3 separate regions of the Homo sapiens genome follow, and all the other regions are linked to region 3. Evidence: read pairs that join two places in POLR2A ChIA-PET (ENCODE). Cell type or tissue: CD4-positive, alpha-beta T cell. All regions are shown on one strand. Each heading gives the region's core, and the rest is flanking DNA. Links, peaks and the distances in the headings are about the cores only.

Region 1 (5,498 bases), core at 220-5,219, 100 kb after region 3:
CTGACCCCAGGGCCCTGGACAAGGTTGGGGAGGATGCCTGGGTCCCCAGCGGGGAGTAGGTGCATTGGGCTTGGTGCTGAGGCTCCTCTGTCCCTCTTTCCACCTCCCCAGGCCTCCCAGACTGAGCAGGAACTTCAGAGGGAACTGGACGCCCTTCGGGGACAGTGCCAGGCTCAGGCACTGGCTGGAGCAGAGCTGAGGACGCGGCTGGAGAGTCTGCAGGGGGAAGTGAGTGTCAGCTGGGGCTGGGGGATTATCTGAGCCAAAAAAGCCGGGCTGAGGGCTGGGAGGGGCTGCCCCTGTCCCCAGCTCTCAGGCCTTTCCCCAGAACCAGATGCTGCAGAGCCGCCGGCAGGACCTGGAGGCCCAGATCCGAGGCCTGCGTGAGGAGGTGGAGAAGGGTGAGGGCAGACTGCAGACCACCCACGAGGAGTTGCTGCTGCTGAGGCGGGAGCGGCGGGAGCACAGCCTGGAGGTGACCTGCAGGGCTGGGGGACTACAACTGCCTGGACCCTTAGCAATGGCTTCAGGGCTTTCTGGGAGATGAGGCCGGAGCTGGATCACTGGGAGGCCCAGAGGCTGGCCCACAAGAGCATGGGCATTAGCCCATGGGCAAATGGGAGCCACGGAAGGCTGTTGAGCAGGTGAGGCATGCTCTTAGAGTGCATCAGAGCCTGGCAGCTGGAAGAGCAGGGAGGGGGCTGGTGCCAGAGCTCAGGCCAGGAATGACAGCCCCTAGACCACGGCTGCGCAATGGAGACGGAGAAAAAGAAATGAAAAGAGGATGCGGTGTCTGATGTTAGAGATCAAAGGAGTCTGCACTTTGGGGTCAGCTTGCCTTCCTTCGCATCCCGGTGCCCCTTCTTACTTACTACTGTGGGACAAGCAGCCTCAGTAGCACCAATAAATGCTGCATGAAACAATTACTGAATGAGGAGGTAGACTGGGCAGGGGAGGAGATGGGGCTCTTCGAGGTGCGGCCCTGCTCTATAGGCGAGGAAACTGTATATATCCGCTGAGGGAGGTGCACGGCCCAAGGCGCCCAGCGATCCAGGAACGGGAACAGCCTGGGCCGCTGGGGTGCGGGGCTCTCCGCGGCACCCCCGTGTGGACCTGCCGCGGGATGTCGGCGTTGCGTGCGTCCCGCTGACCGCCCGCGCTTCCGTCTGCGGGACCGTCCACAGCTGGAACGCGCACGGTCAGAGGCTGGGGAGGCGCTGAGTGCGCTGCGGAGGCTGCAGCGGCGCGTCTCCGAGCTGGAGGAGGAGTCACGCCTCCAGGACGCCGACGTGTCGGCTGCCTCGTTGCAGTCAGAACTGGCCCACAGCCTCGACGACGGCGACCAGGGCCAGGGCGCCGACGCACCCGGAGACACCCCGGTGAGCTCGTGGGGCCCCAGCCCCCTTACCTGTGCCATCGAGAGGGTTGCAGGCTCCGCCTTTCCTCCTTTCCCCAATAAACTCCACACCACTAACCCATTTCTTTGGCCCACAGACCACCCGGTCCCCAAAGACCCGAAAGGCGTCCAGCCCCCAGCCTTCACCCCCGGAAGAGATCTTAGAGCCCCCCAAGAAGCGAACATCCCTCAGTCCAGCGGAGATACTGGAGGAGAAGGAGGTGGAAGTGGCCAAGCTGCAAGATGAGGTGGGGCAGAGGGCACGGTGCTGGATGCACGGCCCCTCCAGCTGTCAGTTTCTGTCTCCCATGTCCACCTCCCAGCCTTTGCCCACTAAGCTCCCTATACCTGGATCGGCTTTCATCTCAACAAACTTACTTCAAGAGCCAGCCTGTATGCCACCTCCTCCAGGAAGACTTCCTGGACAGCACCTCTGCCCTTAGTTCCACTCCCAATGCTTCTCCCTGCATCCCTCCTGCAGGGTTATACCACTCCAACTAACCCTGCTCCACCCCACCCCGCACCAGCCTGAGGGGCTCAGAGGGCTCATATCGGAGTCTCCAGCACAGGGCCACGGCTGCCTGGGGTGTCTGTCGCAGGCAGAGGAGGGGTGGGGAGAGCCAGAGTCGGGGCTGCTGGGAGAAGCAGGGAGGCCCATTGGCCCATCTGCCGCACGGCCCCCCTCCTCTGCTCACAGATCTCGCTGCAGCAGGCAGAGCTGCAGTCCCTGCGGGAAGAGCTGCAGAGGCAGAAGGAGCTGCGGGCGCAGGAAGACCCTGGGGAGGCCCTGCACAGTGCCCTCTCAGACCGGGACGAGGCCGTGAACAAGTAAGCCTCAAGCCATTGACCACCGCCCCAGCGCCCTCTGGGCCCTCCTGGGCTCCTGATTCCTCTTCTGATACGGGTTATAATGATCCCCACTCCCACCCAGGGGCCCCCTGACCTCCTTGATCTAGGTGTTTGCAGCCCTCCTCCCGCCCGGGTACAGAAGTCCCCCGCCACCCCGGCTCCCTGAGGCCCTAGCGCCCTCAAACGCGTCTTCTGCTCCTGCCCGCCTAGGGCCCTGGAGCTGTCCCTGCAGCTCAACCGCGTCTCGCTGGAGCGAGACTCCCTGTCTCGGGAGCTGCTGCGCGCCATCCGCCAGAAGGTGGCGCTCACGCAGGAGCTGGAGGCCTGGCAGGTGAGGGGCGGGGCCCGTGTGCGGGGCGGGGCAAGGGGCGGGACCGGCGCTGAGCCGACCACGGCCTCCCGCAGGACGACATGCAGGTGGTGATCGGGCAGCAGCTGCGCTCACAGCGCCAGAAGGAGCTGAGCGCCTCCGCGTCGTCGTCGACCCCGCGCCGTGCCGCGCCCCGCTTCTCGCTGCGCCTGGGCCCCGGGCCCGCCGGTGGCTTTCTCAGTAACCTCTTCCGAAGGACCTGACGGCTGGGCCCAGAGGGCTGCCCTTGCCCACTTAGGGGCTCACTTTCCTCTTCAGGCCAATGGAGCGACAGGGCCCAGATTGTCTTCCAAAAGAAGCTGATGCCCTCCCCGCCCCAGGATGCTGGGCAAGGGCTCATCGGGAGCAGGGGCTCATCCGGAGCAGGGGCCAGCTTTGTGGGGCAGGAGCTCCAGGTGGGTGGCAGGGGCAGGTGAACAGAGCTATTTTCCGAATTAATATACGTCTATCTTTTCTAGGGCAGGGATGGGGCTGGGTATTTATGTATCAAGATCGGACAGAGTAATATATAAATCACTCCACCGATTTGGCCCCCATTCATAGAAAGAAAGAGCATGGTAAAAAAGCCTGAAACTTTATTGTAAAAAAAAAAAAAAAAAGAAAATGAAAAACACTCTAAAACCCTGAGCTGGCTGGGGGTGTCGTCAGAGATCAGAAGGACAGGGAGAAGGCTCGGTAACCCAGGTTGGTGAAGACATCCACCCGGCAGCTGTTGCCTGCAGCTGTCAGGACCTGGAGGAAAGAGGGGCATGACTGGCCTGCCCACACCCCTGCCTCCCAGCCGCTCCGCGGCCCCTGCCGGACCCACCTTGCACTCAGGCGCGGCAGGCTGCTGGTTGAGGCTGAGGCTGAGCAGCCCTGGGGAGGAGCCAGGCACCTGGGCCTTCAGCTCCCCGCTCAGCTGCCACTGGTTGACGCAGCGGCCCTGGCCAGCTGACAGAATCTGCAGAGGACAGGGAAGGTGCTCAGGGGTCAGGACTGAAGGGAAGAGTCAGTGGGGGTGGCAGAAGTGAGACACAGGGCCTCACCAGGTCCTGGTAGAAGGTGACGTGCTTCTGTGGCGCCCGGATGGGGAAGATGGTGGTGGGTGTGGAGGATCGGAGGTGCCAGAGGGTGAGGGCTGGGCCCCCTCCACAGACCTGGACAGAAAGGTGGGAGTCCCCAGCTGTGAACCACAGGCCCACAGCTGACAGGGCCCGGAGCTGCCATCCCATCCCACAGTCTGCCCAGCTCACCATCCAGTCGGAATCAGTTGCCAAACATCCAATCCAGCGCCCATTGTGGGGCCTCGAGCACTCCTGGGATGGGGAGGGGAGGAGGGAAAGAGGTGAAGACCTGGAGAATTCAAGGAGTTGGGGGAGAAGAGGACAATGGCCACGGTCACACCCTCACCTCGTGCTTATAGACCTCGATCGTCTGGACCTCCTTGGCTGTGCGCAGGTCTGCGGGGAAAGAACTGTGAGTGGTGCCCCACTTGCCTCAGCCTCCTTCACTGCCATCTTGCCCTCCAACCAGCCACCTGCTTACCCCAAAGTCGAACAGCTCCATCCTCGCCACCTGACAGCACCTCTGGGCTCCTTTCCCGCAGTGCCAGGCAGTGGATGTAGTCTGTGTGGCCCCGGAGGACCCTCTGCATGTAGAGGGGCGATGTCAGGAGGAGACCTAGGAAGAGTGCCTCTCCCTGACCTAGACCTGCTCTAGGGCTCCAGGACCCTGCTCACCGTGAAAGTCCCAGTTTCAAGGTCCATAGTGTGCAACTGACAGTCTCCCCCAGCCAGGATGAGGGAATTCTCCTGTGGAGGAGCAGGATGAGGCAGAAAGTCAATGTCAAATCAGGATAGGCAGAGGGTGAAGGATCAAAGTTTGGACCAAGAACAGTCACATGGGGCTCAGACCTTGGGGACCAGCAGCAAAGCGTTGATCTCAGGCACTTCCAGGCTGGTCCTGGGGAAGGAAAGGCAAGGTCAGTGAGGAAGTGGCTTCACCCTGATGCACCCTCTATCCACGTGGCCCTGCTCACCTGTATGGAGGCTGACGACGCCACAGCTCCTTACAGCCCTTCAAAAGAGAAAATACCAGGTGACCTCAAAGGCTCTCTCTGGGTCCAGGCACCCCAGCCCTTTCCCAAGCTCGACTCCTTACCTTCTTGAGCATCTCCGCCCAAAGCCAGGCCTTCACCTCCCCATCCCCAGCACTAAGCAGATGTCGATCGGTGGAAACCATGCTATAGACGGGCCCATCATGGGCTAAAGAGAAATGCAGAACTGAGTGAGCCAATCCCACCCAAAGTCCTGAAGCCAGACTCCACAGGTATACCCACCTTGGAAAGTCACCACCGGCTTCTTACTTTCCTCTTTGGCTTCTGAGCTCAAAGCAGAGGACAAGCTGCAGGGACAGCGGAGGGGACCCAGGAGTCAGAAACGGGGGCATCCGTCCCATGAGGGCCAAGTGCCAGGGCTAATGGGTGGACAGCGGCAGAGGGTACCTGAAGATGGCAATCTGCCCGTAATTGTTGCCAGCCGCCAGAAACTTCCCACATGGTGAGACGCTCTGGGAGAAGATGGTCATATGGAGCCGCTGCAAGGCCTGGAACACCTCTGTCTGCAGGGAAAGACTGGATGAGGCCTGCCTGGGACGTATGAAACCTCCCATCCACAGATTCCTCCCTGCTTCCCCCAAAACCTGCCAGGCCTCCCACTGTCCTGACTTCTCAGCCTTCTTTTGAGGCGGCCCCGCCCCAAGCCAGCACCTGCCCATGCAGTCCCATGGGTGGCTCCAAGAAGACACTGAAGAAGGGGAGAGTTGAGGTGATGCCTCAGGGACCTCTGAGCAAGCACCCAGGCCTCTCCTGCCAGCTTCCTCAACTGACAAATGGAGCTCACA
Region 2 (5,498 bases), core at 282-5,281, 55 kb after region 3:
GAACAAAACGGTCAGATGGTAGAAACAATAAGAAGTATGGCAAAAGTTCCTATTATCTGGAACCATGCTGGTATAGTGGCACCTCAACCTCAAACGATAAGGCCCGCTGTAGGAGCTAAACATTAAGGATTTGTAGAAACTATTAATAGCTCTTAATAAGATCAAAATTGGGGAAAGAATAAAGCATCTAGAAGGACACTCTACAAGCTTTTTGGATACAGTAAAATTAAAAGAAAAAATATTTAAAGCATCCCAGGCACACCTGACCTTAATACCAGCAACTGGAGTGCTTAAAGGAACTGCAGACAGATTTGCAGCTAGTAACCCATTAAAATGGATAAAAATACTTGGAAGCTCTGTAATTTCAATGATGTGATTGTGCTTTTAATCTGTGTTGTTTGTCTTTGTATAGTCTGCAGATGTGGATCCTAACTCCTGCGAGAAGTAACTCACAGTGACAAAGCTGCCTTTGCTTTTATCGAGTTGCAAATCAAAGAAGGGGGGACATGTTGGGAACAGGCCCCCCAAGATCTGGCCATAAACTGGCCCCAAAACTGGCTATAAACAAAATCTGCAGCACTGTGACACGTTCATGATGGCCGTGACGCCCACGCTGGAAGGTTGTGGGTTTACCGGAATGAGGGCAAGGGACACCTGGCCCACCCAGGGCGGAAAACCGCTTAAAGGCGTTCTTAAACCACAAACAATAGCCTGAGTGATCTGTGCCTTAAAGACACACTCCTGCTGCAGATAACTAACCAGACCCACCACTTTACTTCGGCCCATCCCTTCATTTCCCATAAGGGATACTTTTAGTTAATCTATTATCTATAGAAACAATGCTAATGACTGACTTACTATTAATAAATATGTGGGTAAACCTCTGTTGGGGCTCTCAGCTCTGAAGGCTGTCAGACCCCTGATTTCCCACTTCGCACCTCTGAATTTCTGTGTGTGTGTCTTTAATTCCTCTAGCGCCCCTGGTTTAAGATCTCCCTGACCGAGCTGGTCTCAGCAAGCAGAGGGTGCCCCTGCACCAGGAAAGGGGGGCACAGGAAGGCCCTGCAAGTGCAGCTGCAGCCAACAGGAACAGCAGGACACCTTCCAGAGGTGACCCCAGCCGCCTCTGCCCAGCACCCCCCTGCCCCAATCCTCCACGATCCCTTTCTCCAGTCACCCACTCAGCATGGCTGTGCTGGACACTGGGCCACAGGGCTGAAGCGACCCAGAGAACACATAGAGGAAGGGGCCACCTTACACACAGATGGGGACCCTCCTCTGGGAAGGGAGCACTTTTTGCACAGAAGTTTGAGGGGAAGGAGCTGGGTGTGGTGGCTCACTCCTGTAATCCTAGCACTTTGGGAGGCTCAGGTAGGAGTTTCACTTGAGCCCAGGAGCTCAAGACCAGCCTGGGCAACATAAGGAGAACCCCCTTCTCTACAAAAAAATTAAAAAATAGCCAGGAATGGTGGTGCACGCCTGTGGTCCCAGCTACTCAGGTTCCAAGCTGAGGCAGGGAGGCAGGAGGCTTGCTTGAGCTGGGGAGGTCGAGGCTGCAGTGACGCATGACCATGTCACTGAACTCCAGCCTGGACAACAGAACAAGGCCCCGTCTCAAAAAAAGAAAGAAAAGAAAAAGAAACTTGAACTTGAGGGGGCAGTGGGGCAGGGGCAGGAGCCTATAAGGTGCGTGCCATTCTCTGCTGGCAGCCCCAGCCCTGGCAGCGTACCCTCCTCCCAGCTCCAGTCTATGGTCAGCAACCCCCGCCCATCTCCCCCATCTGCTGGGGATGTAGGTCCATGTCCTTGACCCAAGACCTTCCCTCATTCCTGCCCCCATCCCTCCTCAAGCCATATCCCTTACATCCCTTGAGTCCTCCATCCCCCCTCCCCCATCTCCCTGTCCACAGCCTCTGCCCCTCCTCTCCCTACCCTGTACCACCCCCACCCCAGGTCTTCCTCCATCTCCTTGGGAACACAGAGCTCCTCTAGCAGGCACTCTCAGAACACAGCCTGCCGGCCCCAGCGCCAGGCCTGGCTCCCAGCCTGTTCCCACCACAGCAGCCTCTTCCCTCCGGATTCAGCTCAGGCGCCAGGACCGGCAGGACCGAGACGCTTCCCATGTCAGCCCTGGCCAAAGCCCAGCTCCTTATCCATCGGTGAGCTGCCTGCCAGCTCCTGCTCCAGCTGCTGAGAGGCCTGAAGAGACCAAGACAGAGACATAGCCCTGCAGCACCACAGGGAGGCCCCAATTACCCCATGCGGATGAGTTTCATGGCCATCTCTAACTAAGGTCAGCACTGCTCAGGGCAGGTTCATAGGTAACGACCTGGTGAACTGAAAAGCAAATTTCTCTCGGTCCCTAAAACCACTAGCTGAGCATCTAAGCATGAAACATGAGTCCTAAGAGGGGTAGCAAACACGTTTTCATTCACTTCTCACCAAACCTGTCCCCTATGTCCATTTTACAGAGGAGGAAACTGAGGCACAGAGACTTCAAGGTAGATGGCCAGGTACCCTGGCTCTGCCAGCCTGCCGTTCAGCAGGGGCTTCAATGGTCTTGCTCAAATCACATGTGCGCTGATGAATGTCCTTGTTGACTGTAGGTTCTCTTGTTGCTCTGAGTCCTTTTTCTGAGAAACTGAAGTTTGGTGTTTTGATCACGGCCATATCATTCATCTCTCACCTTCTATCCTGCCTTGCATGTCTTTAACCACACTGAGCTTCCGGGCCCTGCACCCCTTCCTGCACCCTTGTCACACCATGCATCTGGGGGAAGTTACACAACCACAGCTGTGCAGACCCAGCCTCACGAGATTCTCAGAGGGCAGTCCACAGGGGCCCCAGCACCTCCTATCATCCTTGCCCCAGGCTTTGGCAGGCAGCTCCTGCACACTCCCCTCAGCCCCATGCCAGGCCCACAGCCCCTCAAGCTTTCATCCAGCCCCGGCCCCCAACTTTCTTTTCTGTCTCTTTTTTTTTTTTTTTTTGAGACGGTGTCTTCCTCTGTCACCCAGGCTGGAGTGCAATGGCGTGATCTCAGCTCACTGCAACCTCTGCCTCCCAGGTTCAAGTGATTCTCCTGCCTCAGCCTCCTGAGTATCTGGGATTACAGGCGCCCCACCAACACACCCAGCTAATTTTTGCATTTTTAGTAGGGACGGGATTTCACCATGTTGGCCAGGCTGGTCTCGAACTCCTGACCTCAGGTGACCCCCCCGCCTCAGCCTCCCAAAATGCTGGGATTACAGGTGTGAGCCACCGCGCCCGGCCCTCAGCCCTAACTTTCAAATGACAATTGTGTTTCCTGTTTCATCAGGACAGGACATCGATGTCATCTGTAACTTCCAGTGCACTGGGACACACAGCTGTATCTCCCCATGCTCGCCTCCTGCCCCTCCCGGTGTGAGGACTTAGCCTGGATCACCTCCTCCAGGACAAGAACGACCTACCGGCATCTATCCATCCAATCTCCCCACCCATCCATCACTGCCTCTGTGCATGCATCCTTCCAACCATTCATACACGCCTCTGTGCATGCATCTGTCTGTCTGTCCCTGCCTCTGTGCCTGCATCTGTCCATCCATCCCTGCCTCTGTGCCAGTATCTGTCCATCTATCCCTGCCTCTGTGTATGCATCTGTCTGTCCATCCATCCCTGCCTCTGTGCCTGCATCTGTCCCTCCGTCCATCCCTGCCTCTGTGCATGCATCCTTCTGTACATCCCTGCCTCTGTGCATTCATCTGTCTGTCCATCCCTGCCTCTGTGCATGCATCTATCCATCCATTCATCCTTGCCTCTGCCCATGCATCCGTCCATACATCCCTGCCTCTGTGCATGCATCTGTCCATCCATCCATCCCTGCCCCTGTGCATCCATCTATCCATTCATCCCTGCCTCTGTGTAGGCACCTGTCCATCCATCCCTACCTGTTTGCACTCATCTGTCTCTCCATTCCTGCCTCTGTGCATGCATCTGTCCATCCATCCATCCCTGCCTCTGTGCATGCATCTGTCCATCTATCCATCCCTCTCTCTGTGCATGCCTCTGTCCATCTATCCATCCCTGCCTCTGTGCATGCATCTGTCATGCTATCCAACCCTGCCTCTGTGCATGCATCTGTCAGTCTATCCATCCTCCATCCCTTTCTTTGTATCAGCTTATCCTGTGCTGAGTGCTCACAACTCCTTCATCCTAAGACGCTCATTGGACCTATTCCCTCCCCCGACTCCACGCCGCTCTCTGCCCTCCCTTCCTGGTCAAGTTCTCCAGCCAGTGGTCTCAACTCAATCTTCTCTTCCTCCGCTCCTCTCATGCCTAAGCCCACTGCCGCCTAAATTCTTCCCCAACCCACTGGGCCTACCGGCACTAAAAAGGTCACTTTGTCCCTGGATGACCAAACACAGGCCAATGTAACTTACTGGGCTTGTTTTGCCCCAGCCACAGCTGACCACTTCCTCCTTCACTCTTGTTGTTGATCACCTTTGGGCTTAGTCTTTCTCCATCTCTGTTGAGTCCTTCTCCCCTGCCACCTACTCCTTCATGCTGGGGTTCTCTGTAGCTCTGTACCTGACAGTCACGTTCCACCCTTTCCTCCCAGAAGCTCGCCAACCCCCGTGGACTGCTGGCTCTCAAGGCGGCCACTAGCCCAGCTCCGACAGCAGCTGACAATGCACAGTATGCGGCCCAGGGCAGGCCCTGTGCTGAGAGGCATGGGTGAATGGCTCATTTCATCGGCAAGCCCCCGCCACCAGCAGGCGCCGTTCTCCTCGCATTTCTCAGGGGAGGAACCTGAGACAATGAGGTTAAGGAAGTTGTTCATTACAAGTGGAAGAACCCTGACTTACTTGAATTCAACTTTGAAGCCCACATTCTCTTTTTCTGTGTGTGTGACAGGGTCTCACTTTGTCACCCAGGCCGCAGTGCAGTGGTGTGAACACAGCTCATTGCAGTCTCAACCTCCCTGACTCAAGCAATCCTCCTGCCTTAGCCTCCTGAGTAGCTGGGACTACAAGCATGTGCCACCACGCCCATCCGAAGCCCATATGTGAATGTTGAGGCACACAGCCTCCCCAGCCTCTGCCTTACCAAGCCCTCCACAGGGCCTAGGCACCCTCCCTGGCTGCCCCCTTCCCCCGTCACTCAGGCTCCCCAGCAGCCAATGTAGTTAATATGGGGCTGCAAAGAGCTGGGCCTGGCCTCAGGCGGGACGGCCTCCCCGGCATTGCCATCCCTGCTGCAGAGCTCCCATGCGATCAGCCTCCTCTCCAGCTGAGACCACATCCTCACTCAGCTTCTAGGCTGTTCCTGCTCCCCATTCCCCTCAGCACATGGCCCCTGAGAAACTGCTTGCACAAGAATTTCCCTCTGGAGCCCCACCTCTGGGGAACCTGACCTCAGACAGAGGAGACCAAGCTCTAGGGCAGGATCCTCCACCTCCCTTGCCCCACCCGTGTGGCCAGCCCAGAGCGCTGCAGACTCCCGCCCAGACCTGTACT
Region 3 (5,238 bases), core at 1-5,000:
TACAGGCGTGAGCACCTGTGCCCGGCCACACCATTATTTTGAAGAGAAAATTTGATAAAAATAATTGGTCAGTTGTAAAGATGGTTAACTACCCAACTGGTAAGAGAGATTTCTAAGAGTTACAGAATAGCAACTGCAGGAAGGAACTTGTGCCCTTAGGACTGAGGAAGTAAAAAGGAGGGAAACTTGGAAACACGAAAGAGCCCTTCCCCTTTCAATTCAAGGTGGAGACTGGACCTCAGAAGAGGGAGTGGGTGCCCCGAGAACTCACAGCTAGCGGACAGTGGAAAGGGCAGGAGCCGGACCAAGGTGAGGACAGTGGAACTGAAGGCCGCTGGTTACCTCTCCTGCCCTCCGCTGGCCACAGTGGAGAAGACAGCCCCTCCCTCCTGCTCTGACCTGACAGTGTTCATCCATCGCCCTGTATTAGCGAAGAACAACATCAAGCTGGCTAGCAAGGAACTGTATACAGGGTCCAGCTGGGTATCACACTGGATCTCACCCAAAGCTTAGATGTGATCCAGCTCAGTATCACAAAGCAGAACGAAAAGGATGTGTTTGGGCTGAGAGGCCATACATTGGTAAGTGGCACATGAACTGTATTTTCTATTGAGCATTGCTGGTATATGGCAAATTTGCATAAAATTATATTGAAATTGACTACCGGATTGCACTTTCTTGTTCCTTCTGATAATTTTTCACGTGTTCTTTTTCTTTCTTACTTTAGATGGAGTCTTGCTCTGTCGCCCAGGCTGGAGTCCAGTGGCGCGATCTCGGTTCACTGCAAGCTCTGCCTCCCGAGTTCATGCCATTCTCCTGCCTCAGCCTCCTGAGTAGCTGGGACTACAGGCACCTGCCACCACGGCTGGCTAATTTTTTTTTTTTTTTTTTTGAAATGGAGTCTTGCTCTGTTGCCCAGGCTGGAGTGCAGTGGCGCGATCTCAGCTCACTGCAAACTCCGCCTCCCGAGTTCATGCCATTCTCTTGCCTCAGCCTCCCGAGTAGCTGGGACTACAGGAGCCCACCACCATGCCCGGCTAATTTTTTGTATTTTTAGTAGAGACGGGGTTTCACCATGTTAGCCAGCATGGTCTCTATCTCCTGACCTCGTGATCCACCTGCCTCGGCCTCTTTTTTATATTTTTAGTAGAGATTTCACTGTGTTAACCAGGATGGCCTCGCTCTCCTGACCTCATGATCTGCCCGCTTCAGCCTCCCAAAGTGCTGGGATTACAGGCGTGAGCCACCGCGCCCGGTTATTTGTTTATTTATTTATTTATTTTTTGAGACCGAGTCTTGCTCTGTAGCCCAGGCTGGAGTGCAGTGGCGCCATCTTGGCTCACTGCAACCTCCACCTCCCACATTGAAGCAGTTCTCCTGCCTCAGCCTCCCAAGTAACTGGGATTACAGGAGCACACCACCACATCTGGCTAATTTTTTGTATTTTTAGTAGAGATGGGGTTTCACCATGTTCGCTAGGCTGGTCTGAAACTCCTGACCTCATGATCCACCCGCCTTGGCCTCCCAAAGTGCTGGGATTACAGGCAATTCTGCTGCCTCAGCCTCCCAAGTAGCTGTGATTACAGGTGTGTGCCACCATGCCCGGCTAATTTTTGTATTTTTAGTAGAGACGAGGTTTTGCCATGTTGCCCAAGCTGGTCTCAAACTCCTGACCTCAAGTGATCTACCCGCCTTGGTCTCCTAAAGTGTTAAGATTACAGGCATGAGCCATCGGGACCGGCCCACTGTTTTTTCTCGCTAGAAAATACAGTCTAAAGTGGCCAGGTGCGGTGGCTCACGCCTGTAACCATCCTGGCTAACACGGTGAAACCCCAGCTCTACTAAAAATACAAAAAATAAGCCGGACGTGGTGGCAGGCACCTTGTCCCAGCTACTCGGCAGGCTGAGGCAGGAGAATGGCGTGAACCCAGGATGCGGAGGTTGCAGTGAGCTGAGAACACGCCACTGCACTCCAGTCTGGATGACAGAGCAATACTCCGTCTCACAAAAAAGAAAATATAGTCTATAAATAATGAAGAAAGTAAAGTGAACCTGGGAGGTGGAGGTTATAGTGAGCTGAGATCATGGCACTGCACTTCAGCCTGGGCAGCAGCAAGACTCCGTCTCAAAAAAAAAAAAAAAAAAGAAATATGCGAGCTGCTAAGCTAGGCAGTTCTGGCTCAAGATCTCTCATGATACTGCAGACACCACACCAACGAGGACCCCAGTCCTCTGGCACTGGAGGACCCACTTAGAAGGCGGATGACTCACGTGGCTCTTGGCAGGAGACCTCAGTTCCTCCCCACATAGGCCTCCCTATAGGACTGCTTGAGTGTCCCGTTTACCAAATGATCTAAATATGTTCCGGTTTTGATTGGCTGCTCTGCAATGTGGGCCGTTATCTAGCTGATTCGGTGGGGCCTGAAGTGTCAGTTCCTGCCGCAGGGATGTTATATGGAACCTTTGGCAGGCCGCTACAGACGAATCATAATATAAACCTGTGCTAGTTATTGATTACGTCCCAGCTCCTGCGTTGCCTGCTCTGTGAAATGGTTCTGGCCCTTTAGTTTTTCCTTTACCAGCTGGCATGATCTTAAGCTTTGTCAGTAGAGGGCGCTGGAGAGACATTGCAGGAGACGAGTTTCCCTTCCTGCTTCTGGTGTGTTCTCTCTAGGCTCCGGCATGACGGGTGACTTCTTCCGAGTCTGGCTTCTGCAGCACACAGGGCTTCGCCAGCACCCAGCTCCTGCAGCATGGGCAGCTCCTGTGACAGCAGGCGCCCGCAGCCTGCAAAGCGTCTCCAGTGCCGCCGCCTCAGTGAACCTCAACCAGCGGCACCTAGCAGCTTTCTCTGCCACCCTCTTCAGGTAGTTCTGTAGCAGCGCGTTTCTCATGAGACACTTCCCTGTGAGCAGCTTTTTCTACCCTTGAGGATGGATTTCCAGCAAATTCTGCCCATGTGGTACCACAGCCACTTCTCTGCCATTCAGTGAAACTGCCGTTGTGCCCTCTTCAAGGTCTGGATCTAAGCCCAGGGACCAGGAAACCTCTTGCTTGAGTGCTGGAACTCAGGCCAGAAGGTATGGCTGCTGCTATGTGCTGTGACCAGAGAATCAGAGTTCTCTTTACTTCTTACCAGCCAACCTCTTGAAAATGCCTTTTTGTTTTTTGTTTTTTTTTGAGACGGAGTCTCGCTCTGTTGCCCAGGCAGTGCAGTGGCTCACTGCAACCTCCGCCTCCTGAGTTCAAGTGATTCTCCTGCCTCAGCCTCACAAGTAGGTGGGATTACAGGCATGTGCCACCACGCCCAGCTAATTTTGTATTTTTAGTAGTGACGGGGTTTCTCCATGTTGGTCAGGTTGGTCTCAAACTCTCGACCTCAGGTGATCCACCTGTCTCAGCCTCCCAAAGTGCTGGGATTACAGACGTTAGCCAGAGCGCCCAGTCTAAGCCCTTTATAGCTTAATTCTATATATTAAATTTTCCCAGTTCAAATTACTGTGTGCTTCCCTTCTCCTGATTGGACCTTGCTTGATACAAAATTAGTACAAGGAGTGGTCTCAAGAGATAGATGCACAAAGAAGGGATATGGGGACGGATTTGGGTATTTGGGCTTGAGTGCAGACTGAGCTCCTTGACAATGAGAAATAGGATATGTATTAGGGTTCTCCAGAAACAGAATAACAGAATCTATATATACATGTGTATGTGTGTGTATATATATATATATAGAGAGAGAGAGAGAGAGCTTTTATGTGTGTGTATATGTATATATATAAACACACACACACTAAGGTATTGCCTCACATGATTATGGCAGTCGAGAAGCCCCACAATCTGCTATCTGCAAGCTGGAGACCCAAGGTCAGTGGTGCAGCATTTTTTTTTCAGATGGGGTCTCCCTCTGTTGCCCAGGCTGGACTGCAGTGGCACAATCACAGCTCACTGCAGCCTTGACTTCCCCAGCTCAAGCAAGCTTCCCATCTCAGCCTCCTGAACAGCTGGGACTACAGGTGGACACCACCATACCCAGCTAATTTGTTCTATATATATATTTTTATATAGAGATGGCCTCTCCCTGTATGTCCTAGGCTGATCTCGAACTCCCCTGGGCTCAAGCTATCCGCCTGCCTCCGCCTCCTAACAGTTTTGTAATTTTAAGGCCTGAGAGCCAAAGGCCAATGGTGTAGATTCCAATTCAAGACTCAAGGCCTGAGAATCAGGAGCACAAGACCAGGAGATCAATGTCCCAGTACCCAGGTCTCAAGTACTCAGGCACAGAGAGAATTCAGCCTTCCTCTGCCTTGCTGTTCTGTTTAATTCCATACGGATGGATGATGCCCACCCGTGGTGAGGGCCGTCTGCTTTACTCACTCAGCCAATTCAAACGTTAATCTCTTCTTGAGAAGCCCTCACAGACACACCCAGAAAGAATGTTTAAGCAGCTGTCTGGGCATGCCTTGGCCCAGTATAGTTTAACATGAAATTAACCATCACAGGGTGCTGGTTATCCACGGCTTGCAGCGATATCACAATTAATCAAGCAGCCACCTGCAGGTGATGATGAAGTGCCAATGAAAGCATGTACCTGGTGGGAACAAGTAGCTGCTGCACTCAGCCATTATGGTGTCCACAGATGTATAATGATGATTATACAACCATGGTATGGGATACATTATTTTTAGTGCACTTGAGCATTTACAGTGAGAAAATGACAAGCCCAAGTCCCTTAGCTCAGTTCAAGTCATGGTCTGAGAACCTGAGAACTTCTGTGATAGCTTAGAAGCAGCTCTTATAGCCACAATACTGTCACTGAAAATCAAACACAAAACTTAACTGTAGAGTCGCTGAATAATAATGACAGCTAAATTCCCAGGCCCAACAAATCTCACGTGAAGGTTACTGCGCTGATTGGTAAAGAAGGTGATCCTGGCCAGGCACAGTGGTGCAGTCCTGTAATCCCAGTTACTCGGGAGGCTGAGGCAGGAGAATCGCTTGAACCTGGGAGGTGAGGTTGCAGGGGGCCGAGATGGCGCCACTGCACTTCCAGACTGGGCGACAGAGCGAGACTCTATCAAAAAAACAAAACAAAACGAAAAAACAGAAGGTGATCCTGAAATTCAAAGTGGGGATATATGTTTGGACCCAGATGAAATTGACAGTCTTGATTCCTTAGGTCACTCTGAGCCTCCTTTACCAGTAGAAGTAGTTTGCCCTCAGTATCTGAATAGAATAGCC

What was found. Peaks named below come from ENCODE experiments on the same cell type or tissue, not always from the same donor. Only the 100,000 strongest peaks of a DNase experiment are listed, where the experiment ranks them.
Region 1: POLR2A ChIA-PET joins it to region 3 with 12 read pairs; 26 of 35 experiments call an interaction of 5 or more read pairs at or near these places.
Region 2: POLR2A ChIA-PET joins it to region 3 with 70 read pairs; 16 of 35 experiments call an interaction of 5 or more read pairs at or near these places.

Annotation. Positions count from the first base shown.
Region 1 is chr16:3,025,426-3,030,923 of GRCh38, reverse strand. It overlaps THOC6 (THO complex subunit 6), which reads right to left. Exons shown (of 13, transcript NM_024339.5): 2 at 5,101-5,216; 3 at 4,936-5,000; 4 at 4,758-4,861; 5 at 4,636-4,673; 6 at 4,511-4,559; 7 at 4,337-4,408; 8 at 4,143-4,245; 9 at 4,008-4,057; 10 at 3,851-3,913; 11 at 3,644-3,754; 12 at 3,424-3,558; 13 at 3,174-3,347. The coding sequence ends at 3,267. BICDL2 (BICD family like cargo adaptor 2) reads left to right here. Exons shown (of 10, transcript NM_001369667.1): 4 at 112-228; 5 at 329-475; 6 at 1,185-1,379; 7 at 1,495-1,644; 8 at 2,094-2,224; 9 at 2,456-2,576; 10 at 2,651-3,242. The coding sequence ends at 2,818. Among named protein-coding and RNA genes, the nearest start is that of THOC6, 4.1 kb to the right of the region's middle. RefSeq lists enhancers at 762-1,566, 3,179-3,985 and a silencer at 2,591-2,650. In CD4-positive, alpha-beta T cell, for the core only: CTCF peaks have their summits at 2,259 and 2,512 (motif pointing right); DNase peaks (open chromatin) are centred at 1,243, 2,553, 3,373, 4,693 and 2 weaker places; H3K4me3 peaks cover 797 bases; H3K27me3 peaks cover 1,658 bases.
Region 2 is chr16:3,072,358-3,077,855 of GRCh38, reverse strand. It overlaps the pseudogene LOC107984896. Among named protein-coding and RNA genes, the nearest start is that of IL32, 9.5 kb to the right of the region's middle. RefSeq lists silencers at 608-767, 3,155-3,338 and enhancers at 1,128-1,177, 2,525-2,574, 2,695-2,784, 2,855-2,974. In CD4-positive, alpha-beta T cell, for the core only: no CTCF peak of the experiment used is centred there; DNase peaks (open chromatin) are centred at 625, 2,255, 2,755, 4,775 and 1 weaker place; H3K4me3 peaks cover 3,516 bases; H3K27ac peaks cover 3,316 bases.
Region 3 is chr16:3,127,090-3,132,327 of GRCh38, reverse strand. It overlaps ZNF213-AS1 (ZNF213 antisense RNA 1), which reads left to right. Exons shown (of 6, transcript NR_110900.1): 3 at 225-309; 4 at 2,675-2,867; 5 at 3,018-3,080. Among named protein-coding and RNA genes, the nearest start is that of ZNF213-AS1, 5.2 kb to the left of the region's middle. RefSeq lists silencers at 2,586-2,880, 2,632-2,889 and enhancers at 2,729-2,948, 4,086-4,636. In CD4-positive, alpha-beta T cell, for the core only: CTCF peaks have their summits at 144, 367 (motif pointing left) and 2,615 (motif pointing right); DNase peaks (open chromatin) are centred at 357 and 2,647; H3K4me3 peaks cover 1,268 bases; H3K27ac peaks cover 608 bases.